7 separate regions of the Mus musculus genome follow, and all the other regions are linked to region 4. Evidence: chromatin loops called from intact Hi-C (ENCODE). Cell type or tissue: heart. All regions are shown on one strand.

Evidence for each region. A loop is a pair of places that touch in the nucleus more often than their neighbours do. Peaks named below come from ENCODE experiments on the same cell type or tissue, not always from the same donor. Only the 100,000 strongest peaks of a DNase experiment are listed, where the experiment ranks them.
Region 1: it touches region 4 in a loop (3-fold over the local background); 3 of 42 quality-filtered maps call a loop at or near these places.
Region 2: a loop joins it to region 4, with 3 times the contacts of the local background. A loop is called at or near these places in 9 of 42 quality-filtered maps.
Region 3: a loop joins it to region 4, with 4 times the contacts of the local background. A loop is called at or near these places in 9 of 42 quality-filtered maps.
Region 5: a loop joins it to region 4, with 12 times the contacts of the local background. A loop is called at or near these places in 11 of 42 quality-filtered maps.
Region 6: it touches region 4 in a loop (5-fold over the local background); 9 of 42 quality-filtered maps call a loop at or near these places.
Region 7: it touches region 4 in a loop (11-fold over the local background); 5 of 42 quality-filtered maps call a loop at or near these places.

Annotation. Positions count from the first base shown.
Region 1 is chr4:81,440,442-81,444,441 of GRCm38, reverse strand. Mpdz (multiple PDZ domain crumbs cell polarity complex component) reads left to right here and starts at 1,627. Exons shown (of 47, transcript NM_010820.3): 1 at 1,627-1,806. In heart, no CTCF peak of the experiment used is centred here; DNase peaks (open chromatin) are centred at 1,611 and 1,791; H3K4me3 peaks cover 1,655 bases; H3K27ac peaks cover 1,576 bases.
Region 2 is chr4:82,529,209-82,533,208 of GRCm38, reverse strand. All of the region lies in intron 1 of Gm11266 (predicted gene 11266), which reads right to left. Among named protein-coding and RNA genes, the nearest start is that of Gm11266, 23 kb to the right of the region's middle. In heart, no CTCF peak of the experiment used is centred here; DNase peaks (open chromatin) are centred at 238, 618 and 2,078; H3K4me3 peaks cover 387 bases; H3K27ac peaks cover 2,759 bases.
Region 3 is chr4:81,562,188-81,566,187 of GRCm38, reverse strand. No RefSeq gene overlaps it. Among named protein-coding and RNA genes, the nearest start is that of Mpdz, 120 kb to the right of the region's middle. In heart, a CTCF peak has its summit at 1,649 (motif pointing left); no DNase peak of the experiment used is centred here; H3K4me3 peaks cover 293 bases; H3K27ac peaks cover 3,159 bases.
Region 4 is chr4:81,176,555-81,180,554 of GRCm38, reverse strand. No RefSeq gene overlaps it. Among named protein-coding and RNA genes, the nearest start is that of Gm25803, 160 kb to the left of the region's middle. In heart, CTCF peaks have their summits at 1,680 (motif pointing left) and 2,456 (motif pointing right); DNase peaks (open chromatin) are centred at 1,584 and 2,714.
Region 5 is chr4:82,612,398-82,616,397 of GRCm38, reverse strand. No RefSeq gene overlaps it. Among named protein-coding and RNA genes, the nearest start is that of n-THgtg10, 5.3 kb to the left of the region's middle. In heart, a CTCF peak has its summit at 2,019 (motif pointing right); no DNase peak of the experiment used is centred here; H3K27ac peaks cover 1,084 bases.
Region 6 is chr4:82,540,050-82,544,049 of GRCm38, reverse strand. The region is part of intron 1 of Gm11266 (predicted gene 11266); the gene reads right to left. Among named protein-coding and RNA genes, the nearest start is that of Gm11266, 34 kb to the right of the region's middle. In heart, a CTCF peak has its summit at 1,721 (motif pointing right); a DNase peak (open chromatin) is centred at 1,749; H3K27ac peaks cover 1,190 bases.
Region 7 is chr4:80,910,253-80,914,252 of GRCm38, reverse strand. It overlaps Lurap1l (leucine rich adaptor protein 1-like), which reads right to left and starts at 3,567. Exons shown (of 2, transcript NM_026821.5): 1 at 2,608-3,567. The coding sequence starts at 2,898. In heart, a CTCF peak has its summit at 2,224 (motif pointing left); DNase peaks (open chromatin) are centred at 2,222 and 3,582; H3K4me3 peaks cover 2,189 bases; H3K27ac peaks cover 1,041 bases.

The sequences.
Region 1 (4,000 bases), 260 kb before region 4:
GTTCATGACCAAAGGAAGTCAGGACTGGAACTCAAGCAGGTCAGGAAGCAGGAGCTGATGCAGAGGGCATGGAGGCATGATACTTACTGGCTTGCTTCCCCTGGATTGCTCAGCTTGCTTTCGTATAGAACCCAGGATTACCAGCCCAGGGATGACACCACCCACAATGGGTCCTCCCCACTTGATTACTAATTGAGAAAATAAATGCCTTACAGCTGGATCTCATGGAGTCATTTCCTCAAGGGAGGCTCCTTTCACTGTGATAACTTCAGCTTGTGTCAAGTTGACACACAAAACCAGCCAGTACAAACTATGAGATGAGAAATACACCCCATGAGTTTAGGCAGTAGAAGGCCCTTACCAAGACAACTGTCAGAGCAGTGACAGGCCCAGAAGTAAGGGTCTCTTGCGCAGCTGTGATCAAGAACACACTGGGTAGAGACAGAACTGTGGATAGATCCTCTCCATCCCTACCCCTAACCCTAGCCCCTTCTCTTTACCTTTGTGTTTGGTTTTAAGATGGGACGCCTGATAGAACAGATTCCCACAAATGCACTGTGGGAGGAAGAGAAGATGGGATGAAATGTCCCTCAGACGAACTACATCTTCATTTTCAAAAATCCTAGAACTGACTCATATCCACACATTCTGAAGACATCCAGTCAGAGTTCACATTTTCCTGCATGTCAAATCTATGCTGATTCATATTTGCGGAACCAAGGGAATTGAAGGTTTGGGCCCTGTGTTGTCTCCACCCAAGACACTGAATCCACTTTAATCAACTCACATTAGCAAGCAAAAATTTTCATTGAACGGTAACACTTTCATTCTTGTGCATTTCACGTGCTTCCTCCTTTAATATTTAGTAAATGTTAGAGAAACGCAAATCGCTTTTTATTAGACAAAATAAAATTACAACGCAATTCTTGTATTTTAAAGTCTGAGAGTTTTAAATTGTTCACTCTAATATTAGACTTAGAAAAAAGAGCGAGCGAGCTGTATTTTCTTTAATGGGTGTGGGGTTGGGGATAGACTGTGGGACTCCAGAGCTGAGGTCAACAGAAAGACAATTGTAAAAGTCACAAAACAGAAAAGGGGCATTCCCTCCCACCCCAATTCCCAGTAGCAGACAACTCTGAGCACTTTCCCGGAGGAGTTTGCTGCTTTTTTTCTTTTTATTGTCTCACCAGGCTAAGAACGCATCTTGATGTGCTAAGTAACTTCTCAAAAAAGGACTTCCCTTGACCACCTCGTTTCTCAAGAGGCCACGAATGCAGAGGGCAGTCCTCACCAAGAACTAGGAGAACTGCAACTAGAGACTACCAATGCAGGGGCCGGGAGCATAAAACACAAAAACTACATTCCTAGCCCAATTCAAGTTTTTGATAAAATATCAGCAACACTGGAGTGCAAGTATTTCTCGCGTCAATATGTGTGAAACGCTATACTTAAAAAAAGGGCACTTCCTTTGGAAGTCACATTTAGGAGCCTGCCCCACGCCCCGCCGCCTTCGCGCTTGTCCGTCACCCACGCGGGCCCGGGCCCGTGCGCCGGTCGTTCCATCTCGGCGGCGGCTGGGCCGCGCCCCTGATTGGCCAGCGCGCCCCGCCGGCGTCACGGCTTCCCGCAGCCCCGCGGCCTCCGGGAGGCTGGTCCGCGCGCAGCAAGGCTGGCCGGCCGCGGGCTCCGGTTCTCCGGCCACGCGTGAGCGTTCGCGCCACACGGCGCTCCGAGGGCCGCGACTACAGCGGAGAGGAGCCGAGCGCTTTGCCCACCCCGGGAATCCCCGCCAGGCCGCCGAGCCCGGTAAGCGGCCCCGCCCGAGCCCTGCCCCCGGGACTCTGGAAGTTTCCCGGGCTGCGCGCTCCCCGCCGTGCTCTCCGCGCGGCCTGCGCGCCTGTTGCTGTGCGCGGGCCCGGGGAGTGCGGGAGGGCCCGGGCCTGGTGGGGGTGGGGGAGCGTGCGGGAGGCGCTTTGTGTCTGAGCCCTGCTTCGTGGGGCGCGATGGTGCTCTCTGGGCTGCTATTTATTCTCCAGGGACTCGGGGACTGGGCAGTTCCTTCCCGGGTCATTGGCGGCGGGGAGGAGGAGGAGGAGGGGGCGGTGGCAGCCGGGGCGGGCGCGAGGGGGCTGCTCTGCGGGGGGAGGACGCCGAGGATACGCAGGCCTGCGGGCGAAGGTTGGGGTTTCCTTCTAGCATCAGATAAGAGGACCGCGACTTCACCAGCCAGAGGGAAAACTCCTCTCAGTATTGTTTTAGTGTCCTGAGGGGATGAATCTGAGAACTGAGCCCAGGCCACCTCATCCTGTGCTGTAGGACAGCTGTGCAGTTGACATCACCTTTGTGTGTCCATAGACCCTCGTTTAGGATGCCCTTCATAAATTAATGATCTGGGAACAGGGTGTGTGGGGGGGATTGGTCCTAGGGGTTTGGGAGGTTTTTGCATGTAGAACTTGTTAAGAGATGATGAAGATTTTACAACGATCAAATTATCCAATGTAGTTTATTACGGATTTAGAGGCTGATAGAATCCAGAATAGCAATTACATTTAAAACTTTAATAAAACTAAACTTTGAACGCTTTTAATTTCAAGTTCTAATATAAAGTTTTGGAAAAGTGCACCTGGGCTATTATGGATAGAGGAAGGCTCTGTAATTTGTCTTATCTTCCTCACCCCATTTAAAAAAAATAAGCAAAAATTGATGGGACTTTTTTTCAGCATATTGATAATAGTGCATATGTGTGCTGTGTCTTTCATGCATTCCTTTCTTCCTTGGATTCTTCTAGTTTCTTCTGGTTTTCTTTCTTCCTTTACCACGTTCTAATTTTACCACAGAACCCTGATGGTGGTTTGGTGAGGGAGTTAAGTTTGTTTTTAGGGTGCTCCAAATTCTGTCACCCAGAAAATGATCTACTGAATTCCTACGGGCGTCTTTGCATTTCAGATGCTTTTTAAATAGGGAACACCTTGAGGGAGTAAAGGCTATCTATACAACATACTTTGCTGCAGGTTGGAAGGTACTAGAGAGATAATTTCAGAAATGCAAATTTGCATTGATTCAGTGCTGGTTAGCACTTTCAACATTTAACTAAAGTACGCAAAATGGTTTACAAATGAAATCCTGGATATGTGTTCTGGAGGTAAGACTGAGGGGGGGGTGGTCTAGAACCTTCTGAGCAACAGTGAGTTGCTGCAAAGGTAACTGACCTGAGTTAGAGAAAGACCATTCTGCAGATTACATCCTAAGTCTATCCTCATAGATTTGACTGAGTTGAGTTGCAGGTTGGCTCCACTTTTTACATTTATAATATGGCTAACATCCTCTGAATTTCATCAGATACTTTAAGGCAGAGTTAACATACTGGACTGGATATGACTCCAAGTACTGTAAATGCCCCATCTCCCAGAGAAAGTTCTACACTAAAGAATGAAGAAACAGATGAGTTCTTAGTTAATCCAAGATTCCTAGATTGTCCAAGGGATGTTTGTGGCTTCAGTGGGTTTGTAAAAATAGACATTTGGCCTTAGGTATAACTAGGTTGTAACTATCCTTGGGTATAGTTGCATTGTTTCAAGCATCAGTTTGCTGATAAGAAAGGTATTTTTCTCTTTTAAGTTTAAGCTTTGCTTACTAAGCAGTATTTACACAAATTTGAGAAACTAGTATGGCAAAATTGTTATATTGTAATTAGTTATATAATTTTAAGGGGGGCTCCCTGGGAGAAAAAGTGGGGAGGAGAAATCACTGCTAATTAACCAGGTGCCTTCAATATCTAAGGTAGATAGTAGGTGGTAAATGGGAGCTTTGGAGACTTGTTGCATTAGATTAGGCACTGGAAGGTCTGGGGATGGGTCAGAAGTAGGCATACAAAATAAATACAAAATAGTTTTCTGGAAGCTTGATGTCTTCACTGATCACAGGGGAGGGGAGAATAGAAAGGTCTTGTATGTGGTCTTGAGATTCATTAAAAAAAAAAAAGAAAGAAAGAAAGCAGCCA
Region 2 (4,000 bases), 1.4 Mb before region 4:
ACACACACACACACACACACACACACACACACACACACACACACTAACACCTCTGGCATGTATTTATCTGTCTGTTTCCTAGACCATCTCAGCAGCTCTGTCTTAAGTGTCCCCCTCACTCCCCAGACCCCGTGCCTTGCCCAGGCATCCCTTTTGTGTTGTCTTTGCAGCAGTCTCTGCCAGGAGGACCAAGGTCCATTTGCACTTCAATTTCAGCCTTCCCCTCCTGTTCGGCTCTTTGCTCCTTTTCTGTAAGGCTCTGGCATGCTCCCTCCCCGCCCCAGCAGCCCTTTCTTCGGAGCTTGGCACCGCTTGGGACTCTCATGCATGCCTGCCTTCTCTTTCTCTCACCCCCCCCCCCCTTCTCCTCTGCAGCAGGCCCCCTCCCCTTTGCCCCCAAATCCAGTCCTTTTCTTTTTCTTCCCCCCTCCCCTTCAAACTTTCATAAAATACTGTAAACAACTTTGCCTGGGGATTGCTTTTCTTTGTAGGGTGAATAGAAAGCTTTGGAGAGGGAGACATGGAAAAAGGAAAGAGCGGACAGAGGCAAGTACAGTCGGCAGCAGAGGCCGTGTCGTGGAACCAGCTCCCAGCCAACAGCCTCGGCCCCTTTCAGGCTTTCTTTCAAATAACCCCTTTTGTGCCAGAATGCCTCCTGAGGCATCTGTGTCTGCTCAGGAAGGCCTGGCCCAGGCCTGCATCCCTTCTTCAAACGGCAGTAGGGGTGAGACCAGGCACCCACACCCACAGGAAGGGTTGCTATTGATTTAGTCACAGGCCTGCCACCCTCAACCCCTCATGGGCATGGGAGGTAAGGGGTACCCCGGCAATGGCAGCTTAGGCTTCAGTTCCTTCTTGAGAGTTGTTTAGAACAGAGACTGTAAAAAGAATGCTTTCCCAAGGACTAGAGAAGGAACATAATCGTCTAGAGAATGAAGATGTGGTCTTAAGCAGAGAGAGTATAGATGTGTGGGGCGTGGGGGGTGGGGCACTTGACTGTTGGAAGATGTGTAAGGCAGGGCTTGCACAGTCAGGAAGAACATGGCCAGGAAAGTGCTCGCTCTACCCCATACCACACGTGCACTGTGAGGTCAGGGCACAGAACCAGGGAAACTTGTTTCCCCTGGCCCCAGCCACTCCTTTTCTTCTCTTAATTTTAGTAACAGACAGACAAGGACATAGATGGGACCCTCCTAAAGGGGGAGAAATCGCTGAGTGTTAAAACCAGAAGCAGCAAAACATATTCTTGCTGTTTGGTTGCTTGGCGATGGGGGCAGTATGAAGAAATGCTGATGGTATCAGAAAGTAGGGCTGGATTAGCCTAAGCTCAGTAACAGCGCTCTGACAGAGCCTGCACAAAACCCAGGCACTGAAACGATTGTTTAGAAACATATACACCTGTGTACAGATATACTTATGTAAATGTATGTGTATTTATTTGGTGGCGGGGTTTTTTTTTTTGGGGGGGGGAGTCAGAAGAGAAGGGAGGGGTGTGACTGGCAGCTTCTTGATCAGGCAAGTGTAGGAAGGCTGATGTGCCTCCCCCATGTTGATTTTATAAAGACGAGAGTTTTTTCATACATGAATACACCACACACAAGCCTGGCATATGCTTAGGCCTCATGAGCAAGTCTGATTTTCATGTCCTAAGGGAAACCTCACTGCCGTCTGACTCAGTGACTGAACCCTGTGGGCCATCCAGCAGTCTACTCTGTCTGTGCCCAAGTGCCATCTTGAGGTCATGTGTTCTTCCCTAGAATCATTAGACTGGATTCTCTCCTCTCCGGGGTCTTTCCTTTCTAAAGTTAAGAGGGAGATCCTTATCCAGCCCTCTGCGCATGCTTCCACCATCTCCAGAGATCTGCTCTTGGAAGCATGCTCAACAGAGTCCTTTGGCCAGAAAGCCTAAGGAGAGGAGAGAGAGAGAGAGAGAGAGGATAGTATGTTCTAATGAACTCTTGCGCTGGGCCCAGAACAGTCCCAATTGGGAATACTGTTTTCTTGGTATTTTGACCTTGTGTCAAAATGACTGATTCCTCCCCCTCCCGGGAAGTCACTTCCTAGCCAGCAATGACTCTGGAGCTGTTCTGGGCTCCACACATCAGTGCATCTGGAAGCACTCACGGGCAGAGGCCTTCTGGCTGACTGAGGCAGGGAGTCCTCCTTAGGCCTGGGAGCTCCAGGGGAGCCTCTGACTTCCAGGCTGGAGGAAGAATCACACTGAAAACCTCCCCACCTCCAACTTCCTTTCTCCATGGTCTTATTGTGTGCTCTGCTGACCCTCCATGTCCACACTTCCTGGCTTCCTGTGTGGGTTTCCTGTCTGATCACAACCTCAGCAGCCATGGAGAGGGAGAGGATGACAGAGATGCCGGCAGAGTGGAGGATCCCTCAGCTCCTTTCCCAAAGCTCTCAACCGCATGCTCTTGCTTCTCTGTCCTCAGATTCTCAAAGACTTAGGGTGTAGCTGGGAGAACTTGCTTGTGTTTTTCCCCATTTGGGCATTCTGACATGCGTGTACCACCTTTCTGTAAACTACAAGTACACTTGTCTATTCTTCCTGGAAAGACTTCCACATGCAGACTTCAGCTGCCATGCACCAAGCATCCCCGAGGTGTCAAAAACCTGTGCAATCAATCAAGCATAGGCTTTTTAGTTCCCCAGTTCTGACAGATGGGAGTGCTGGTAGTCACTTAGTCCTTTAGAGCTCTTTGCCTGAGATGGGAAAGACCATAGAGTGTGACATTGGGTGCTAAGAGCCTCTGAAGTCCCCCCAAACCCGCCATTGTATTCTTTTGGGCTCCTATTTAAGAAGAAATCTGAGATTCTGTTTTCTTATTTTCTTGTTGACTTATGTTCTTTATCTACTACATGGTTTCATGCTGTACGGTGGCAGAAAGGCATTTGTTAATTCAATGAGTTCAGTGGGTTAAGACCCTCCCCAGGCAATCAGTAAGCTTGCCACTATCTGTAACTCTGGTCCCAGGGAATATGACACCCTCTTCTGGTCTCCAAGAACACTGCTCACACACAGCACACATACATACATGCGGGCAAAATACTAATACATATAAAAGTAATAAATAAATCTTACAAACAAAATAAAAGCACTGTCTGGGCTTCCCTTCAATGTAATTAAATCAGAATTTCTAGGAATGTGGATATGTATGTATATATATATATATATGTATATATATATACATATATATATATGTATATATATGTATATATATTCCTCTAAACTTTTTGAGGGTTGGTTAGATGTACTGATTTATAGGCCGGGAAACAAGTATATTAGAGTTCACAATGCTTTCTCCTTTATGAAGTACGTGATGAGTTCATTCCTACCACAGGACATGGTTCTCTGGAGACAGAAAAATTCAGCTGATAGATTCTGCACTGTTCACGTGTGAGACTTTAGAAGCGAATGCTAACCTGCAAATGTAAGAACACAACCTCTGTGAAGTATGTTGGGTATGGGTCTGTAAACTGAACCTAGAGTTCCAATTCAGGTGCCATACCTAACTTGAGTTGTGACCTTGGACAAATCACTTGACATTTTGGGTCTCAGATTTTTTTTTCCAGTGTAAAAAGAAATATCTGCTGTGAGGACTCTGTAATCTGTCCTGCTGTGCTCCAGCCTTAGCTCAATTTGCTAAATTCTTGGAAACCCAGACGCTTAGCTAGGCAATTACCAAATATTTTTGGAGGCTGGCTCACTTCTTCATGCACGGTACTGACATCTACTCTTCGGCTGCTCTACTGAATCCCTTTCCCAGACCCTAAGTATCAGAGTGATGATTTTTAAATAATTCTGGGCTCCCTTAATTCTCTTTCCCAGTCCCTTGCAAATGAGCAGATGAAGAGAATGGAGGGGTGGTAATGTCTATGAGCAGTGGGTAATGACTAACAGAAGTTTATCCAGTTGGATAAGTGTCTAGTGGATTGCTGCTGGGGTCAGTGTTCGTTCTGGTCTTAATTAACATCTTCATTAATAGTG
Region 3 (4,000 bases), 390 kb before region 4:
AGAATTCGAGCCAGAAAACAGCTAGTACTGGACGGTATTTACAATTTAAATTTAATTTTACATTATTATTCAAATGAGCATTTATATATAAGTCTCTATTAAAATTAATGCTTCACATGGAACAAAATTTTCACCTAAAATTATACTTGCAATAGTACTGGGCCTTTTTGCCCAGCTATCTAGATCATTTAAGAACCACAAAGCATTTCTATTTGTTTTTCGATTCTACCTGAACGACAGAGTCACGCTTTTCCTATGAGAATGAAAAGTAAAACTAATCTCGATTGGAAGGCCGGAAATCAACACAAGCACAGACCAACCCTGACACACTAAAGAGTGTAAACGATCGGAGAGAACCCGATGCTGCCTGATGATATCATAGTTCTTTTCTACCTTTCCACTAAAACGCCAACGATCTCTTTCCCTTTGCCTTCCAACAAGTTCCATGTGTTTTGTGAACAGTGACATGCCTTTGGCTTGATGTTTTGTTTGCAAAATGCAATGTGTTTTACTGTCCCCAGAAAGTAGCACTTCTTTGTATACTCAGAAACACGATCAACTGCATGCCCTGTTTTGTGCAACCCAGGGAAGGAGCCTTCCACCCTGGGCAACAGCGGTATGTGTGTGAGGGGTGCCTCAGAAGCCGTTGCTACAATACCACAAACAGAAGGCTGCCTCCTTCACTGTCCCCGAGAGTCATTTTCTATTTTAGGATTGGTAAAGTGGTAAGTCTTTAATGTCACTGATTTAAACGCTGCGCACTTTACGTTCATCTTCACTTTACAGAGAAAACTCTAGATGGATCAGAAGCCAGCATTCATTTTGCTCACCTGGGCTGCTTGGCTGTGTATTTATTCTTGGAGGCCCTTTGAAAATAAAGTCTCCATCCTCTCTTCATTGGTTCCCCACAGATCCACGGTTTCCTACTTACAGCTAGTGCACACACATCATAGAGGTATCAGCCAAATAAATACAAAACTTGAGTGGGGTTCTTAGAGATTGTTATTTTGTAGTCTATTTTAATGAAAGTCTATGAACCAAAAGTAGAAATATCCTTCAAATACTGGGACTGTGGTAATCTTTATAGCCTGTGGCCAAGGAACTCAAACTGGAATAGAAGGAATAGAATAACTTTTTAAAAATTAAGGATAAAAATAGTGTCAAATGTACCTAGAATCTTAACTGCAAAACATATTTACTCCTGGATTAACTATAATAAATTTTACCTTAAACCTAGCAAATAGAATGTTTCTTTTGAAAAACTTAAAAAGTAGGGCTCTAAGGCTAATGTCTCTTTTGCCTTCTTTTCTCCCCCTTTTTCTTGAAAACCACAGGAAGCTGCCTTCTTCCCCGACTTGCAATCAGTCTCCAAAATGTTGAATCATTGCCTGGATGCATGAACTCAACTGTGTGCAGCTTTAATGTATAGCAGCCAACATTTCTATACATAAGTACTCTCAAAGGGGCTCAGAGGAGAACTAGAGACCTTTGGTTCTGTGGGTTTAATGGGAATGGAAAATCTCCACGTTTACACATCTATTCTCACATATTAATATCATTACATTTAAACGGAGGTTTGATTTCAAACATTGAATTAATTAAGAAGGGAACATCTACGGTATTAGAAAGCCAAATCAAATGCCAACAGCGCCCTCTACTGACTTCTAAAAGAAAACTTTTTTTTTTTTTTTGTCTAGCAACAGAAAGAAAATTTCTGTTTATTTACTTAGCGAAGCACCCAGACACCAAATTAAATGTCTTAGAAAATACCAAATCCCTTGGTAAACCTGAAGGAAAAATGCGAAGAATTTTATAAATAGAAATCAGCAGTCATGTGGATGCTCCACTACCAATAAAAATTTCCTGTTCCACTAACAAATTGTGAACCATTTCCTAGCCTGGGAGCCTTTATTACAGTCAGGGCAAAAGCTAAAAAACAATTAGGGTTGGGTTAACATTCGCATTTACTACCACCAGGCACAAATATGAAACTTGGATTCCGAAAACTGAGAAGTCTTAATGGAAGTTTCAGATTCTTACATTATACTTCCATGCTTCTTGCTGTGTTAAAAAAAAAAAAAAAAATCCAAGCTCTTTCTTTATGGTTATTTCTTTTAGGAACCATAGATCATTTCTAATTCTCACACAACTTTGAGGCAAAGATACACTGGGTTCTTTTACTAAGTGCTAACATTTGCTGCAATGGGTATTTTAATTAAGGCAATCAAAGAACTGAAAAATAAAATAAAAAATATGTTCCTGCCAAAGCCCTTGCTCCAGACTTCGTGGAGACTGCCACGGTCTACACCTGCAATGAATCTCATTGGTCTCACTCCGTGAGTGCTGCCGCTGCCTTAAATCCCCCCACGCACTGCAGCGTTGGCCACATTTTTATGCAGCCTGGCTCCCTGCTCTGAAGCAGAACTCCTGAACAGCACATTCTGATGTTCTCCAGTCTCACTCACTTCACCAAGTGAGACCTGACAAGCTTTACACGAGAGGCGGGTGTGAGAGAGTCAGGAATGTTGGTGTGAAGGCACCAGAAGGCAAAGCAAGCGTTTCCTACTGACAGAGGAAGGAGCAGAGTGGCCTGAGCTTGCTGCGTGGATGCTCTGGCTCCACTGCACAGGCTTTCCCCGACGACCCTCCCTCACCTCCACCAGTCTGTGGTGGGAGGGTTGCCATAAATTTCTAGTAAATTGTAGGCTGCTAAATTAGAAGCGTTCTTCAACTCTCACCTCCTCCCATCAACTCCTCGCCTTTATAACTGTATTCTCTCACTCTGGCACGCGCACACGTGTGTGCATATACATACATACATACATACATACATACATACATACACACACAGACAGAGAGAGAGAGAGAGAGAGAGAGAGAGAGAGAGAGAGAGAGAGAGAGAGAGATGCTACCTTTATCATCCAGAAAGAAACATTTCTGTTAAATCGCCACCCTTCGTATTAAACTTTCTGTTGTAATTTAGGAAACCACAGTGGTTTCCTAAAGCATTCCTAACTGTGTCAAAGCTTCAGAGAATCTTTTTTCCTACGGCAGGTTCTTCCCCCACCCCATTCAAGGGTCTTCTCTGCTGTTTCTAAACTGTGTGACCTAAGGTAGGACACTCAAACTTGTTAATCTCGGATTACTTCTTTCATGGAAAGAGGATGGTAACAGCATTCTACTTAATCTATGGGGTTTACTGAGATTCTCATGAGATAAAGTTTACAATATACTCTAATAGGATGTCTGGTACATAAGAAACAACCCTTACTATTTCTGCATACATAATGAACAAGAAAAACGTCTCAGGTGAATGAACCAATGTACTACTGAACCTGTGTGTGGCGTGACACTGTCCTTCCGTGGGTTTCTAAAGGCAACTGCCTCTGGACAAAATGTGCAGGGAGGGCAGCAGCTCAAATCTCAGATTCAGAAGTGGGTAAATTTCCTTCTAGCCTTGTCTGGGAGACATCTCTGCCTGCTCATGGCTTTGAATCAGTTAAACTCTTTTAGCTTTGTGGCGCTACCCTACAAAGGGAGGGCATTGTCTAGTTCACACTGCTAAGTTAAGACTATGTGGCCACAGGTCTTGGTGAATGAACCCCTTCCGCAGGAGCTTCTCTTTCCCTTTCTCCCTCTCTCCCTCCCTCCCTCCCTCTCTCTGTCTCTCTGTCTCTGTCTCTGTCTCTGTCTTTCTGTCTCTGTCTCTCTCTCTCTGTCTCTCTGTCTCTCTCTGTCTCTCTCTCTCTGTCTCTCTCTCTGTCTCTCTCTCTCTCTCTCTCTCTCTCTCTCTCTCTCTCTCTCTCTCTCTCTCTCTCTCTCTCTCTCTGCTTTCTCCTGCCAGATAGACCCCTTAGAAGCCTGTCTTTCAGTCTTGCCTTCAAGGTCATCTCCCTTCATTTTGCCTTTTCTCAGGCAGCGCTTCCTTGTGGAAACCATCTCTGATGTTGCTCAGCAGGCCATACCCATTTTACATGTTCTTCCACATAAAGAGAGGCCC
Region 4 (4,000 bases):
TTTAATTTCTGCTTATCAAGAGACACCGTGGGGGAACACCAAGTGAAGAAGCCACAGGCTGAAGAAGATAGTTCTCCAACCCACAGTAATAACAGAAAACTCACACCCACATTACAGGAACAGCTTACTATATGTGGGTTTTTGGAAAGCTCAGTTTCTAAATGGACATGTCACAGAGGAAGACCCACAACTCCTTGCGAGCATATGAAAGAATGCTCAACGGCAGTCAACAGCAGAGAGCTGAAAGTTAAAATCCAAACATGTTAACAGTTCACATATATACTATATAGTGGCTAAATTAGAATGGACAAATAGTGGCCAACATCATTCCCCAGTATCATACATACTGGCTGAGGTTGCAAAATCCTGTGTCTAAACATGGGTTTCATCTCTGAGCTACCTCATTTCATACATGAAAATATTACAAGCTGTGAAGACACCAGAAATCTAGACTATTTCTGCTCCCAGACGTTTTGGACTAGGATTTCTCTACTTGCATGTCTTAATTGTGATAGAGCTTGCACTAATGAATGTACACTTGTTGTGATTCAATGGACTGCTTCCTTACAAACATCCATTTTATTTATTAGATATCAATTACTAAAAGCATTGCCATATATAAGTATGACTTCGGATTATTTCACCTTAAGTAGCACAAGACTTAGCTGAATACAAGGAAAGGGGGAGATAAGAAGATGGCCTGGTGGATAAAGAGCTTTCGAGGGGCTGAGCTTATGTTCCTACAGATATGCTGGGTATGATGGAGGTACCATCCCAGAAGATATGTCTCTGAGAGATCAGGGACCAGTGTGTCTGGCCAATCAGTGAGCTCTAGGTTAACTGAAAGACCATGTTTCAAACATTAAGGTGCCCAGTGAAGATGACAGGGTAATCCTTATGCACAAACACACCCTGCACACGCACGCATACACAGACACACACACACACACACACACACACACACACACACACACACACACACACACCCAGATGTATATACCAAACATGTGTAGAGAAAAGAATAGCAGCTTTAATTTATTGAAAGTATTTTTGCTTCTGCAAAGGGACTGTTAGTTTCTGAGCTTAGCTGTCATTCATAGCGAGTAGGTGATTTTCAAGTAATTTATTTCTGCTTTCTTGTTCTCCAGTCGCCTGTGAATGTACATGTCCAGGTGCCTTATGCTAGGTTGGGCTAGTAAACAGTCCCTTTTACTAGGGAACAGGCCCTTGCACATTCTAGCTGTGAACATCGTAAGAACATATCAGGATATTTGCTTTGTAGGTGATTTTATTTAGGCAGCACTGGGTCACTTGCAGGAGCCAATCAAGTGCAGAGTAAAAATACTTGCATCTCAAACTAGGAAACCATGCTTTTTTTAAAAAAGCATTAAAAGTGTGGTGGAGATTTTTTTTTTCTTTTTTCTTTTTAACTAGGAGCAATACAGTGAATTGAGTCTGCTGAAGAACAAAGGAAATTCCAGCTTCAGGTGGGCAGTACCCCAGCTCCCATTTCTGGCTTGACAGCTTCTTGGCAAGAGCCATGGCATCAAGCTTGACTGGATGGGAAGGAAGTCCTGAGGGGAAGCGCAGGGCGGGGGCCGGAAGAACAGCGAGGGAGGCTGGAGCCTCAGCTGCAGCCTGAGCTCCGTTTCTACGGCGCAGCGCCAGCGCCACCATGTGGCCATCTGTGGCGCATCAGCGGGAGAAACCGAATCTCAACACATTTGCAGAGCACAGAACTTGTTCAAAGGCCTGGGAAATCCTTGAGCAAGAGCATCCTCCAGCTCTTTCCCATCTAAGAGTGTCAGAGATTTCCCAACAGCTCAATTAGTAACCCATCTGGAATGTTCGCTGTCTAGGCACTTGGTATTTGTTTCTGCACTTATCAAATAATGCTCAACGTTATGTGCCACACACAAAACGGAGCAGGTAGTCCGCACACATGGAGGACCAGTGGGACATATTAACTGTGAGATGATCAGTATAAGACAAGAACTTCAGTGTGGCAAGGAAAGGCACATCTGAGCCTGTTGGGGAGCATTCAGTGTTTACATAGATGTACGTACGCTTTCCTCCCACCCACGATGAGCACAGGAATTGATACCCTAGTAACGGCGGCCCCAGAGTCTGTTCTCTGTCTGCTACTGCTGCTGGGTTTCACCAACCTTCCTGTTGTTAAGTGTGCCTTCTGTGTGCAGGAAGAGAACCGTCAAGGAAAAAACAGTGTTACAATCCACTGTTACTCATAGCTGAGTTCCTGCACCTTGCCCGTTTTCCTTGCTTCCATTTCCTGTATCCACAGTGCTTGTGTATTCTCCAGTTAACACAGTGTAAACAACTGTTCTAAAAGTGCTTCAAGTTAGTTTGAAAAGTTAAATAAACAAGGCTTCTTCAAGGGCTTAGGGAATGTGCATGATGCCCGGTTGTGCACAGGTCCACTTGTGTTCCCGTAAGCCACAAGGGGTCATCCTTGTGGAGAACCTAGTGGGGTTCGACCATTGTTTCATTTGTGAGGTTAACTCTTCTCGATCAATGTCTCTGCCACTGTGGGGTCATGGCCATAATAATGACAGTCACCCAGAAGTTTAGATTCAAAATAGCAGACAATAGGATGCTGAAAAGATACCTGCTCACACCCAGCTTCCAGACCCGGTAGCAACGACCTCTGGGAGTGAACAGACCACAGCTCCCAAATGCACACAGGAAGTCACTCTCTGTGCCTGTACCCAGCAGGTTCCCGCTGAAGTGGGAGACAACTGCTCTAACAACCCCAAACAAGGATAAGGCAGGTAATTAGATGAGCCATGTAACAAGCTGGAAGACGTGATCTTAATGAACACAGCAGATTTGTTAACAATTACCGGAAACCGAACTGTCGGGCATAATTTATGGTTACGCCCTTAAGGAGCTGAGAGTCTTCACTAATCACTTATGCCTCATCCTGTTAGTGTATTCCCTTCTTGTTTACATGTGTGCTCAGCCTAAAGGTTGATGCCTTGGCTGAGGTCATCCCTCTCTGCCAAGTCTATTGAGAATCTAATCTCTGGTCATCAGGATTCATTAAACGTGACTGGATTTAAAGAGAAAAAAAAAAGGTATCATTTGGACCCCGAAGACCAAGTTCTCAGCTCAAAGGGACAAAGGTCAGGAAATAAAAAACAAAGACAGGAGATAGAGGACAGAGAGAAAGGCAGAGGAACAAGGCAGAGGGGGCAGGGATATCTGCCTAGGTATGGGGCAAAGGACTGCCTCTGGATAGAGAGGAGACAGATGTGGTCCACAGGAAAATGGCAGTTTATAGAGGTAAAGAGGGAAACCCTGTGTTTGGATGAGGTGTTGAATTTTAATTGGATAAGTTAATTAAGGAAGCTGGGGGGGGGACGACTTTTGATTGCTGGGTTTCAGTCCTTTGATAGCTGGACCTTGGCAATCAGCCTCAGGAGGAAGAAGTGGTCAAATAGCAATAGACCTTGGTGGTTAGCTTTAGGAATATAATCTGCTTTTAACAAGGCAAGTGGGATGGGAGAAAAGAGCAAGACCTGCCAGAGCCATGCTCACATACTTGAGTCCCTTCAAAAATCCACTAGAAGATTGGAATTGTCTGTGAGAGTGTTGCCCTGAGAGGACTCACTGAGGGTAAAAACCCACCTTGGAAGTGGCCAGAAGCCACCCTGGACATGGGCAGCAGCACCCATTCCATTGCCTGGGACCCCAAACAGAATAGAAATGAAGAAAGGAGAAAGTTTGTAGCAGCATTGTTTTTCAACTGTTTTGCCTGCTGAGCTGGGTGTTTCTCTGCCCTGACACTCTCCCCTCCTCCCGTCCCCTCCTGTCCTGTCTGTTATTTACTGAAACCCTTGTAAAAGTTCCTATTAGTTTCCTTGAAACTGTAAGCTGAACTGCCATCCCACCCTTAAGTTGTGCCATCAGGCTTATGTCCATAGAGATAAGAGAAGTCACTTGAGCATATATTTTCCATCCAGCTTGTGTCACATTGTGG
Region 5 (4,000 bases), 1.4 Mb before region 4:
TCACCTCTCTAAAAGGTCACCTACAGGTCATTTCAGGGAAAATGAATTTTTAACATTGATGAAATGCTTGAGACTTGAATCCAGGACCATGCAACAGCAGCATCGAAGGCTATAGTTTTAATTAATTAATCACATTCTTTTACTGTAGTTTTAATTAATGAATGAATGGTATTCTTTACTATATTCAAGAGGCTCAACTACAGTGGCAAGAGATTATTTTGTTTGATTTCAGTGAATCTGACTTAAAAAAAATGTTTTATTAGTTCTTCAATCATACTTTACTACCCTCAATTCTTCTGAGATCTGCCCTGTTTCTCCATTCACCCAACTATGTGCCTTTTGGCTTTTATTTTTTTAACATCAAGTTATTCTTGGATGTGTGATCTTCTGCTGGAGCAGTGTGGTTGTCTTACCAGGGGTTATATTCTTGGAGAAACCTGAGTGCCAATAGCTTCTTGGCTAGGGGTGGGATTTCAGGCCCACGTGGACTGGCAGAGGTCTTGTGTGTGACGTCACAACCTTGGTGAGTCCAATGTGCAGCTGCCCCAATGTTTCCCTGTAGCGTCCGTGCCTCTGGCTCTTACACTCTTTCCGGCCTCTCTTCCTCAATGACCCCTGAGCCTTAGGAAAGGGGACTATGGTATATATATTAACTTGAGGGCTGAATATTCTGCAGTGTCTTATTTTCTGTGCCTTTGGCCAGTAGTTGTGGCCAAATATATATTAATCTGCTCTGTAACCTAAAACGTCATGTCCCTCATATTTGGTCTGCCTGTGTGGTCTATTAGAGGTTGTTCAAACAACATAATACAGCTACCTACATAACTGTAGTTGAGTGACTGATTAAAGATCCAGAGCTACACACACTTCATTACTACCAGCTGTAACCAAATGTTCTTTCTCTCTCGCTTTCTGCAGTACAACGGAGCAGAGCTAGCCCATTGGGTCCCATGGTCAACGTGTCTTATTGAAGAGACTTTATAGTCATAGACAATTTTTGTTTCTTTTTCAGTCAGTTTTCAGAAACAAAAATCTACATTTACTTTTCTAACCAAGTCACACATTGAACAACCCCAAGTAAACTATATATATATATATATATATATATATATATATATTCTTGTTTTACAATCATTCTCCAGTTATGAAGACTATATTTTAAACTTATTTTTCCACGATTAAAGCTCACCAATTCATAGGAAATGATTTGCTAAAACAGGATCTGACAAGCTAGAGCTCACTTTTAAGAAGCAGTGCTGAGGCAAAAAGCTTGTTGCACAGGTGCCCTGAGGATGCCCTGAGGCCCGGTGCTGAGCTGCAGCAAGAGAGGCAGTTGGCTTTGCAAAGAGCTAGCAAATACCCAACTGTTGGGCTTCAGTCTCAAGGATAAGGGCAGGGAGACATAAAGCGTGGGCCATTTCTCCCTTAGCACCTCAGCCACAAGAACCACAGTCTAAAAAATCCTAACAGAACCCCTACCCTACCTCTGCTAACTGGTACTGGTAACTCAGTGGCTGACAGTCAGTGGGAGACTTGGGCAGGTTGGTCTTCAGGAAGGGAAATTCTAACAAAAGCAGACTCTGAAAGAAACTGTAAAGAGACCTGGGGTTAGCCCCACCTCTGTCACTTCCACGGCTTGGCTTCCAGCGTGACCTCTTTCTGGTTTTGCTCATCAGCAAACTGGGGACAGTTTTAGAGTTAGACATGGTGCTGTGTAGTTGGCAAGGGTGTTCTCTCTTGCCTTCCTCCCCCTCCCAGGGAACTCTTTGTTCTGTGTGGTTTGTGTCGACTTCCCAGACCTCAAAAGCTGACAACCCCTCAACAAAAGGCCTACCCTGGACTCGGCCACTTTGATTGGCGGCAGTTCTACGACACTCTTGTCTCTGTCATTTAACTGCATGACAAGAGCGGTTTTTTTGTTTGTCTGTTTGTTTGTTTTGTTTTTTTCCCCAAATTCTGAGAACACTAGCTGGCCTGGGAGGCCCCTTTCTTATTAACCAAAATAAAAACAAATTGCCACTAGATGGCACTGCTTGTTGTTGGTCAGAGACAAGGAACTCCTTTCTGTTCTGGGCAGGGAGGGGCCAATTTCACACATTACATCAAGATCTGAGAATCAAACAGACCCCACCTAGGAGCTGGGGAAATTACCTCCACAGGTTGTCTTTATCCAGAGGTGATTTTAAAGGAATATATTGTGTTTGGATGTCAATGTTCAAAGGCTCCAAGGCAGAAAATTCCATTTCAAAAGAAAGTGTGATTAATGAAGCCACATAAATCCTGCCGAGCCGGAGCCATGGCAGGGATCACACCACACAAATCAGACAGCTGGGAGCCTCTCTCACTTTCTCCTGTTCCCATTTCTACGTCGTCACTGCATCCCTTGCTTCCTCTTTTCTTCTTTGTCATTTTGTGAACACACGGATCACCAAATCCAAAACAGGAGGGATTTTGACCGGAACTCATGGCTGCAGCTGCCTTCAAGCTGGGGCCTGGTCATTTGTGCTTTCTGCTTTTCCCAAGAATTCCAAAGGCCGACAGAGGCAGTAACAACCACAGCCTCACTAACTGCCTGCCAAACCTGAGGCAAGTCTGGATCTTTACATAGCCCACTCTTACACAGAGACAAGACTGAACTGAAGGATACTGTAGCTCTATACTAGAAGGGTTTTAGATGAGGTCTTGGGGTATTTTAGTGTACCTCACTAGGAACTTTACCCCCAAATTTCCTTGAGACAATGATGTTTCTGCCTCTTCAGAATCCTGTGCTTTTATAGCTGCTACCTGTGGCCCATGCTCTCTCAGATTTTTCCATCCAGGTACACAGCCTTCTCTCTCTCTCTCTCTCTCTCTCTCTCTCTCTCTCTCACACACACACACACACACACACACACACACACATAGTTCACACATTTCTGCCTTACTTGCTGTACTTAGAGTCCCCTCAGTGCACTAGAGTCATAGTCTCCTCTAGTCTTTGGCATCTGCTTCCAAGAATGAATCCAGTTCCCAGAGTGACCGTGACAGAAGGTTACCATGCTATCTAGAGTAAGGGCCATGGTCAGTCTAGTTGTCAAACATTCGAGCCCTAGGGCAGATGCTCTATTTAAACAACAAGTTACTTGATGGGTGCCCATCATAGACAAATACCTTGGTCTCGTCTCACCTCTCTTTGTCTACATACATGATATGACTGGCAAATATACCCTACGGAAGGGATGTGTAGACAACCTGAGCAAGTAAAGCAACCGTACAGAGGGCAGAGTGAATGCAAACACTCACTATGCTCACTACGATCCTCGGTACTACAACTTGGTTTTTAAGTTTTTAAATTCTTGTGTGTGTCACTGGTGTGTCTGCCTGGGTACTTGCACCGTGGTGTGGCTATGGAAGTCAGAGCACTTTGTGGAGTCAGTCCTCTCTTTCCACCTTTATGTGGGTTCCGGAGGTCAAACCACATTGTTAGGCTTGCTCAGCAAGTACCTATAGTTGTTGGCCTTCTCAATGGCTTATAATTATTATAATTATCACCATTACAATATGCTAGGCACAATGGCAGCTCAAGAGGCTAGAAGACTAAACAAAATGGGTAATATCTTTGCCTTAACGGAAGAGACAAAATTCATCTGACAAATTCAGTAAAAGAGTATAAAAAAAAAACAAGCAAGTCACAAAAATGATAAACATATGAACAACCATTTAACCCCATTTGGAAACCTAGAGCAATCTTCCTTTTATGACCAAGAGCCCAAAAGACTGAAAAGTAGTCTTCACAGAGATAACTGCTGCATACCACATGCTCTGGCTCTTGTGTGAAAGGCAAAAAGGAAAGAGACTTGGTCCCCTCTTGCAGTCTCAGCTTGGCTCTGATGCGGGGCGACCTGAAGGAATCTCGGCATCCGTGTGCAGCGTGGGGAACTTGCATCTTCAGGAGCATCTTCATGTCTGCGGGTGCCTTTGAGTGCCTGTGAAATGGCAGAGGCACATACCGAATAGCAAC
Region 6 (4,000 bases), 1.4 Mb before region 4:
TTTATATGGTCTCGCTCTATACACATTTCTGTCAACCTTTCATCTGTTCCAGGCCAGTTACCCTAGATTAAGGCTTACCTCACTGAGACACAATTATGTCTCTAAAGAACCTGTCACGTGGGCCTGATGACATGGCTCAGCAGGTGCTTGTTGCCAAAACTGATCATCAAAACTGATCATCGTCTAAATTTGATCCCTGGAACCCAAAAAGTGGAAGGCCAACTCCTACAAGTTGTCCTCTGGCCTCCATAAGTGCATACACACAACAAATAAACAAGTAATCAATGAACGGAGTTTTTAAAAAAATGAACCTATCTCCAAATACAACCACACTCTGAGGTACAAGGGATTAGAACGGTAAGGTGAATTTTGGAAGCACGCATTTTAGCCCATAACACAGTTGTTTCCTTTAATGGGGGACACAGTACTCCAAGTCACTGCCATTAGCCACCTGGTAAAGCCTTCTCACCCAGAGTCTTCCCTTTGTGAGGCAGGAGTCAGTTACACAAAGCATCTCATCTGCATGCTTTGTGTAACATTCTTTTTCCTGGCTTACCTCTCTCAGAGGGAGACCGGCTCCTCCAGACCCCATCTCATACGGGACAACAACTGCACCCTTTCTCTTCATAGCTACAGAACTAAGGCTGCTGCTCAAGTATTCTTTACGGGGCAATCATGAGATCCCTAGTAGTGATGATAATAATAATAAACTGTGCCCATTGCACAGAGATAACAGTTGAAAGGCAGTGCAGAAGGAAGGGGCCGCCTGGAGGCATAACCGACTGCTCACGTCAGAGACAAGACATACAGGTTTGAGGAGTGGAAAACTCTCAGTGGCGCCATAATTCTTCCCCGGGGCTGATCACCTGACTAGATGAGGAATAGCTGTAATTGTTGATGGCAACTCAGTCTGGTCTTCATACCTATTTGCAGAAAAATGTTAGCCAGATTATAGCTGAAAACCCTGCTAATTCTGGAGAAGTTTTTGGTCTAGTGCCTAGAACAATTAAAGCATGTATTCACACCTACCACATGCGACACTGAGCAGAATTTCCAGCACAACACTTAGTACTTTATTTTTAAAAGAAATAGCAGAGACTGAGTGGTGCTCGCTCACTCTCCAGCTTCCTAGCTGGGTTTTCACTTGAGACTGGAGGGTGAGGGGCTTCTGAGCTGAAAAGAGATATATTTTTTGCGCTTTTAGAAAATCTTTGCTCAGAATCAGGAAACTTTGGATGCTAAAATGTGCCTGCACCTGCAAAGAAATTAACAAATTCCATTTGCAGGGCTCCGAGAAAAGATGGCTCAGTGTACCAGTTATTCAACCCTGGAGCTTAAGGGAGCCCTTGAACATCTTATTCAAAACTCTTTACTTTTAAGAGAAGGAATAAGGGGTTCTGAAATTTTAAATGGTTCCCCTCAAACCAGATCATCACCCACAAGGCAGAATTATTGTTTGCAGACCAACCAAAAGGGTTTGCTTTTAAACAAGCTTTGTCCTGCTAGCCTAAATTTTATGCAAAGAAAACCAAATAAAATACAGTAGCCCGCATGCAGCACACAGCTCTCTCTAGAGCAGTCTCTACTTGGACTGCAGAATTGAGAAAGGAAGGTCAAATTCCACTCCAAGGTGCTTAGCAAACAAAAGAAACTTTTCTGTGGTTGGTTTAGGAAGCTCCTGGCTGCTGGTCTCCACACAGCTCTCTGGAATCCGATATGAATCTAACACCAGAGGGCGCAGTATCCTTTGTCCTGGTGTCCTTCAGAGCCTTGAGACAGGCTCTGAAGCCTTGCTGGTCTTAAGAAACTCGATTTTCCTCTACTTACACATTTCTTGGAACCAGCTGAATCCCCAGGCTTCTTCATCTCATCTCCTTCCTTCCTAGAGGCCACCAGATTCTCCAAACAGTCTTGTGTGCATGCTGCAGGCTTTAGCAGGAAGGACTAGCGGCCTTCCCATGGCTGTGTCTCTGCTAAGCCTAGGAGACCCTACCAGTGGCCTATTGTCACTTCTCATCATGATCCAAAAGAAAGATGCAAAGCAAAAAAAATTTTTAAATCAGGACAAAATGAGCATCACGTGAGAAAAGGCACATATTCATTCTTTCTACTCACAAAAGAAACGTAATAAATGAAAGAATTGTTCCTGGGAAACTGTTACCCTCTTACAGGCATGTGTCCCCAACAGTCTGTGACTAGCTTTTGGTAGTAAATACTTACCAAAGGGACAGGCCTAAGCATCTGGGGGGTGGGGGACACACCTCTGCTACTCTCGGTCACCCACTCAATACAGTGTACCTATATCTCTCTGTGCCCTAACCAACTTCAGCAGGAAGAAATCTACTCCACACATGCTAACGTCTTCCCATATGAGATACCCTGCACTCCTGTTCCCACAGATAAATGAGCATCTCCTGTAACCACCAACCACCAAAAGCACAGCCTTCTGCAAAGTCCCCAAATTTGCTGTATGTGGCAGCTCAACCTTTAACCTCAGCACTCAGGAGGCAGAGACAAGCAGATCTCTGTGAGTCTGAGCCCAGTCTGGTCTGAATAGCCAGTTCTAAGAGAGAGACAGCTCCCCCTAAAACAAAAACAAAAACACAATTTTCCATTGTTCCATCTGCATAGAGGATCCTAAAGACATCTTAGAAAAAAAGCAATTACATTTATAGAAAGAGGATTTAAATTTGCACAGCCCCTTTTCTTATCTCTCATTGAAGTCTCCCAACAACTCTAAGAGATAGTCAAGGAAAGCCATAGCTTAATGGGCATTCCCCAGCCCTGGCTACCACAGGATGGAGGCAGCCTTAGGGTCTTGGTCATGAAGCTTGGAGAGGAACAGTTTATACAATTACAAGGCCTAGGACGTATACAATTATTACAGATAATTAATATGGTCTCAGTGTCTGAAAACATGTAGCAATTTTGGCTCCTGAACAGGACAGAAAGAAAAAAAGAAAGAAAGAAAACAAAAAGCTGCTATCAACTCTCGTCTTGTAACTTTTTTGATCACAATGTTTCACTCACAAATTTCACATACATCTTATTAGTTCACAGAGAGCAATGGGAAGGGCTGAGCCTGGAGACAGGCAGCCATGTTGTGTTTACTTGAGAGCATTTCTCTTCGACTCATAGAAAGATGATAGCATTTGTCAGGTATATACTCGGCCACTGAGATGAAAACTATAGGTGGTATTTTGGGAGGAAGAGTGAAGCTGAAGGCTTTCACTTTCAGTTTATGTTTTTATATTACTTGAAGAAATTTGATTTATGCCTGTCTTCCTATTATATCTTTTACATTTTGCTGGGGCTAATGAGACTCGTCAGAGCTGCTAGGAAGATGACTTATGTAACATGTCTAGATGGCACGTGCTCTGGCACACAGTTGATACCCACTAAACAGTAGCTCATTGTCAGCTTCTGTACCTCCTTCAAATTGAGCAAATGAACTCCAAACTCAAGATGTTCTGAGGCTGCTCCAGGCCCTGCTCTCAGCTCCTCCCACATCCTTGGGTCAAATCTGCCCCCTACCCCTCCCCCCCACCCCCACCCCCCCCCGTGCCTCAGTTTCTTCAAAATGACAATACAGAGTTGGGTTTAGAAAACTGTGCGGAAGCCAAGATGATCTGTTCCTCACCCAAAATTTCCTGAGATGCTGTCTACAATTTAGCCACACTTTGCAGGAGGATTGCCTCTCAAGCTTGGGCTTAGCAGATAGAATGCTTCCTAGGAGAAACTGCCCTGCAGGCTGTGCCGAGAGGGGCCAATCAGAGACAAAGGAGCAGTCTCCAGGACAAGTACAGAATGTTAGGGAGCTGATGACTTCTGAGCCTTGGACCTTAAACAAGTCATCATCTTTGAGGGGAGGTGGGAAAGGCCTTCGGATGTTTCATGGGTGCAGCTATCCACACAAACCATCTCCAGAGATGAAGAATGCCCTCAGTGGAACAGAAGGGGCATAACTGAAGGTTGGGTCATCCAGGGAAAAGTGACAGCT
Region 7 (4,000 bases), 270 kb after region 4:
AAGCATGAGGACCAGAGCTAGGGTTCCTAGCCTTCTCACAAACACCAAATGCATTCCTGAAATCCAGTGAACAAGCTGGCTAGCTAGACTAGACAAGTGGACGACGGATGCCTCAATACATAAGATGGAGACGGATGGAGGAAGGCACGTGATGTCAACCTACACGCATGTGCGTGCAGATGTGCATAGCTAAAATGAATATGCCTCCTCTGCCTCCTAAATGAAGCCAGTGTTGGAAAGATTTACTCAATGGAGACTTTTATTAGAACACAGAGTTTACCCCAAAGCATGGATCATGACATGCATTTTTCTTAGTCTACAGACATTGAGACGACACAGATTCATTAGTTTGTTGTGATTGTCCACTTGTCCTTTTAGAAATTAATACCAGAGTGCTGGAGAGATGGCTAGGCAGCTATGAGCACTTGTCGCTCTTTCATAGGACCTGTGTTCACTTCCAGCACCAGTATGGTAGCTCACAACTGTCTATAATTCCAGTTCTGGTGCACACAGCACTGTTTTCTGGCCTTTGAGGACACCAGGTGTGAATGCAGGGTACAAACATTCACTCAGAGAAACCATTCATACATGTAAAATAAAAATAATTAAAAAAAAAACCCTGATACATCATGATCATCATAAATAGCAAGATATATCTGAAAGAATTTTTTATCAACTTGGACATTTTCATTAGGAAAAATAGATGTATGGCAGACAGTCTTACTTGAAAATGACCAATTTTCCTTATCCTATAGAATTCAATACTACAAATAAAAGTCAAATAAGCATAAGAGATTTGAAAGCTCTTAATGGACACATTCATTGATTGAAAAGGTTTGTTGTTGCTGTGGTTGTTGTTTGTTTGTTTACATTCCTGTATTTAGTTTGTGAGGTATACACACATGTGCACGTGACACTACGGTGCTTGTGTGGAGGTCAGAGAGCAACTTGTGCGAGCTGATTCTCCATATGAATCCTGGGTATCAAACTCAGGTCATCCCACTTAGGAGTTAGCATCTTTACATCCTCTGAGGCCCGCGGTTCTCAACCTTTCTGATGCGTCCAACCTCATGTTGTGGTGATCCTAAACTATAAAATTATTTCGTTCCTATTTAATAACTGTAATTTTGTTTCAATGCAATCTATCTGATATGTGATGGGGTCTGGACCCACCTCTTCCTAGACCAGTAGTAACTTTGAACTTGGTAGATGTTTCAGATGCTCAGAGTCTAAGAAATCTCACCTCCTTTATTTTTTTATTGCATATTTCAGACCTCAATACTTACTAAGACATGGTAACTATGTAATAAATATTTGTAGTGATTAACATGTATTTAGGCAGCGAAATATGAATAATAATAAAAATAATTTGCAATGCACAAAGTATATTATACATATATACATATTCAGTTACATGTAGAAATATACATATATTTCAATATGTGGAACCTTTTCAAGTGGTAAGCTACTACGGGAGACATAAAGGCTTCAAGTAGACCAGGTTTAGAGGTCTAGCGAGGGTCTTTAAAGTGATATTCTATAGTCTTTTAATAGGTCATGATCTCTGAAGACTGTCATTTGGCTTGGAATTTATCTCTGAGGTCTCCCTATCACAGAAAATAAAAATGGAAGGAATCTTAGATGTGAACCCCCAGCAGGCTACTTTTGTAGGAAGCCCTTCAACACTCCCCCTCCCCCTGTTGAAATTTTCCTCCTCTCTAAGTTGGTAGAAAATGTAATTGGTTTGTGGCCATTTGCTTCAAAAGGCTTAGAAAGAGATAATTTCTTCCAATCAGCTCATCATTGTAAAGATCACAAACTGAGATCTGTAAAGGCCAAGACTCGCCCAAGAGCTCAAGGCAAATGAATGAATGCTTTAGTGTAAACACATCCGGAATAACGAGTCTTAGACCTACTTGACCCATTGTCCTAATCCGAGGTTCACAGAAATGGTAGAGAAAACAAGTGCTGATTGAGAACTAGAGGAAAGGGTAGGAGGCAGTCATTAGCAAATCCCTGGGCTGGGGTCACCTGCTCTCCAGGATCAAAACAGTGAAACAAGCCATTCACAAGCACATCAAGGGCGAGGAGCCATTGTTTTCAGAACCAGCTGTGGCGAATCTACTGAACAGTGGCCTTGGGACAGCTGCAGCTGCTGCAAGGGGAGGGTGGAGGAGAGCAAACTACAGCAGGCTGCAAGGACCCCGCCGCGCCACCTCCCGGCCAGCTGGGAGGCATTTCTGCGCTAAGTGCATTGGACTAAACCACCCTTTGAACCAAGGCAAAACATAAACGGCTCACAGCAGGCCCAGATCCGCGCAGTAACTGCCGGCCTTTAGCAGGCTAGTGCGGGAGAATCCGCGGCTGGCAGCTGCAGAGTGGTGCGCAGGGAGTAGCTCTATCAGAAAGTAGAGCCGAATGAGCTGCCAGGGCACCCCGTGACCGAGCAAAGTCCTCAGGGTTCAAGCTTAGCTGTAGCCGAGTCCAGAGGCGCGCTCCCGCACACCTCCTCCCAGCTTCTCCCCCCCCCCCCCCCCCCGCTCCTGTGCCACCCTCTCGGGTCCCAGGCCCCGGGTCCCCAAGTCGCCTCTGACGCATCACACTCACCATCTCCTGTCTGAGGATGTGCAGTTTGGTCTCTAACCTCTCCAGGGCGCTGGGGTGGCTACGTCGTGGAGAGCCAGAGGCAGGGGAGGATGACGACGAGGAGGACACGGAGGGCGCAAAGCTGCTGCAGCTACTGCTGCTGCTGCAGCTCCCACCAACCCCGCTGGGGTCCGCAGCCCCTTCCCGAGGCGCCAGCTCCTCCCCGCGCAGCGAGCGCGCTAGGCTCTCGGGCACTTTGCGCCCCAGCTTCAGCTCGATGTCTCTGAGGTCTGGCAGCGGGCTGTCTTCCATGACTCTTTGCGAGGGGCGACACTGACAGTAAAGGCAGAGGGCGCGAGGAGGCGGCGGCGGCGGCCTGGCGGACTCCGGAGCTCAGTACTGGGCTCCTCTGGCCGGGCCTGAGTCCCCGCGGTCGCCCGTGCGCTCCATGCCCCGGGCGCAGTCGGCAGATCTGCACCCGGCTGCAGTTTCAGGCTCTGCCGCTCCACAGCCAGCAAGATTAGCCAGATCGCTTCATTCCTTTCCTAGCTGGCCACTCCACCGCCAAGTTGAGTTAATTGATACTGCAGAGAAGAAGGGCAAAAGCTAGTACGTTATACCGAGAGACCCAAGAGAGAAATGGAACCTGCTCGATGCGGGGAAATTCCCATTTCAAACTGTCCATTCACATCCCAGCGCGGTTCACGGTGCCCATCTGGTATTACACCACACAGAATAACGAGGTGGCCACACTCCCGGGTCGTTTCATTTTCCAGCCATATGTCGCCAAGGATCAGACTATCTTAGACGGTCAGGAAAAAAAAAAAAAAATCTGATCAATGAAAGAAGTGGGTTCGTCCTGTGTGTAGGCGGTGTAGGCGCATTTTAGAAAGAAAAAAGAAAAAGACACGGTTAGCTTAGCTGGGGTTCAAGGGCTTCCTGGTTGCTGCAGCAGTGTCCTTTCCTTTTAGTCGGTCTCATCCAAGTCATTGTGTTCCTCCGAGCCTCGGAAACTTTAAACTCGACTGGCAGGTGGACCAAAGCAGAGCCAACCCCTGTACCGTATGTCACAGACAAGAAGGGCAGCAAAATCTTCCCAACCCTGATGTTAAGAAACTGAAATGCAAATCCTGCCTCAGCTGAGCATACCCATATTAGGTTACTAAGTTAAAAGTTGCCCTGCTGAAGTCCCCTGACAGCTACAACCTGTAGAACACATTTTTAACATTAGAGGCAGAAGAATGGCTAAATTTTATGTCGTTTTCCACCCCCCCCCCCAACTTTCCTAAAAGCCAATTACACATAGCATTAGAATTCTTGCCCAATAACTCCACAAAGAACGGAGAAATTCAATCGATAAATAGTTCAGTGAAGTTGAACAAATTTTTATGTACTATTTGATTCGCAAAATATT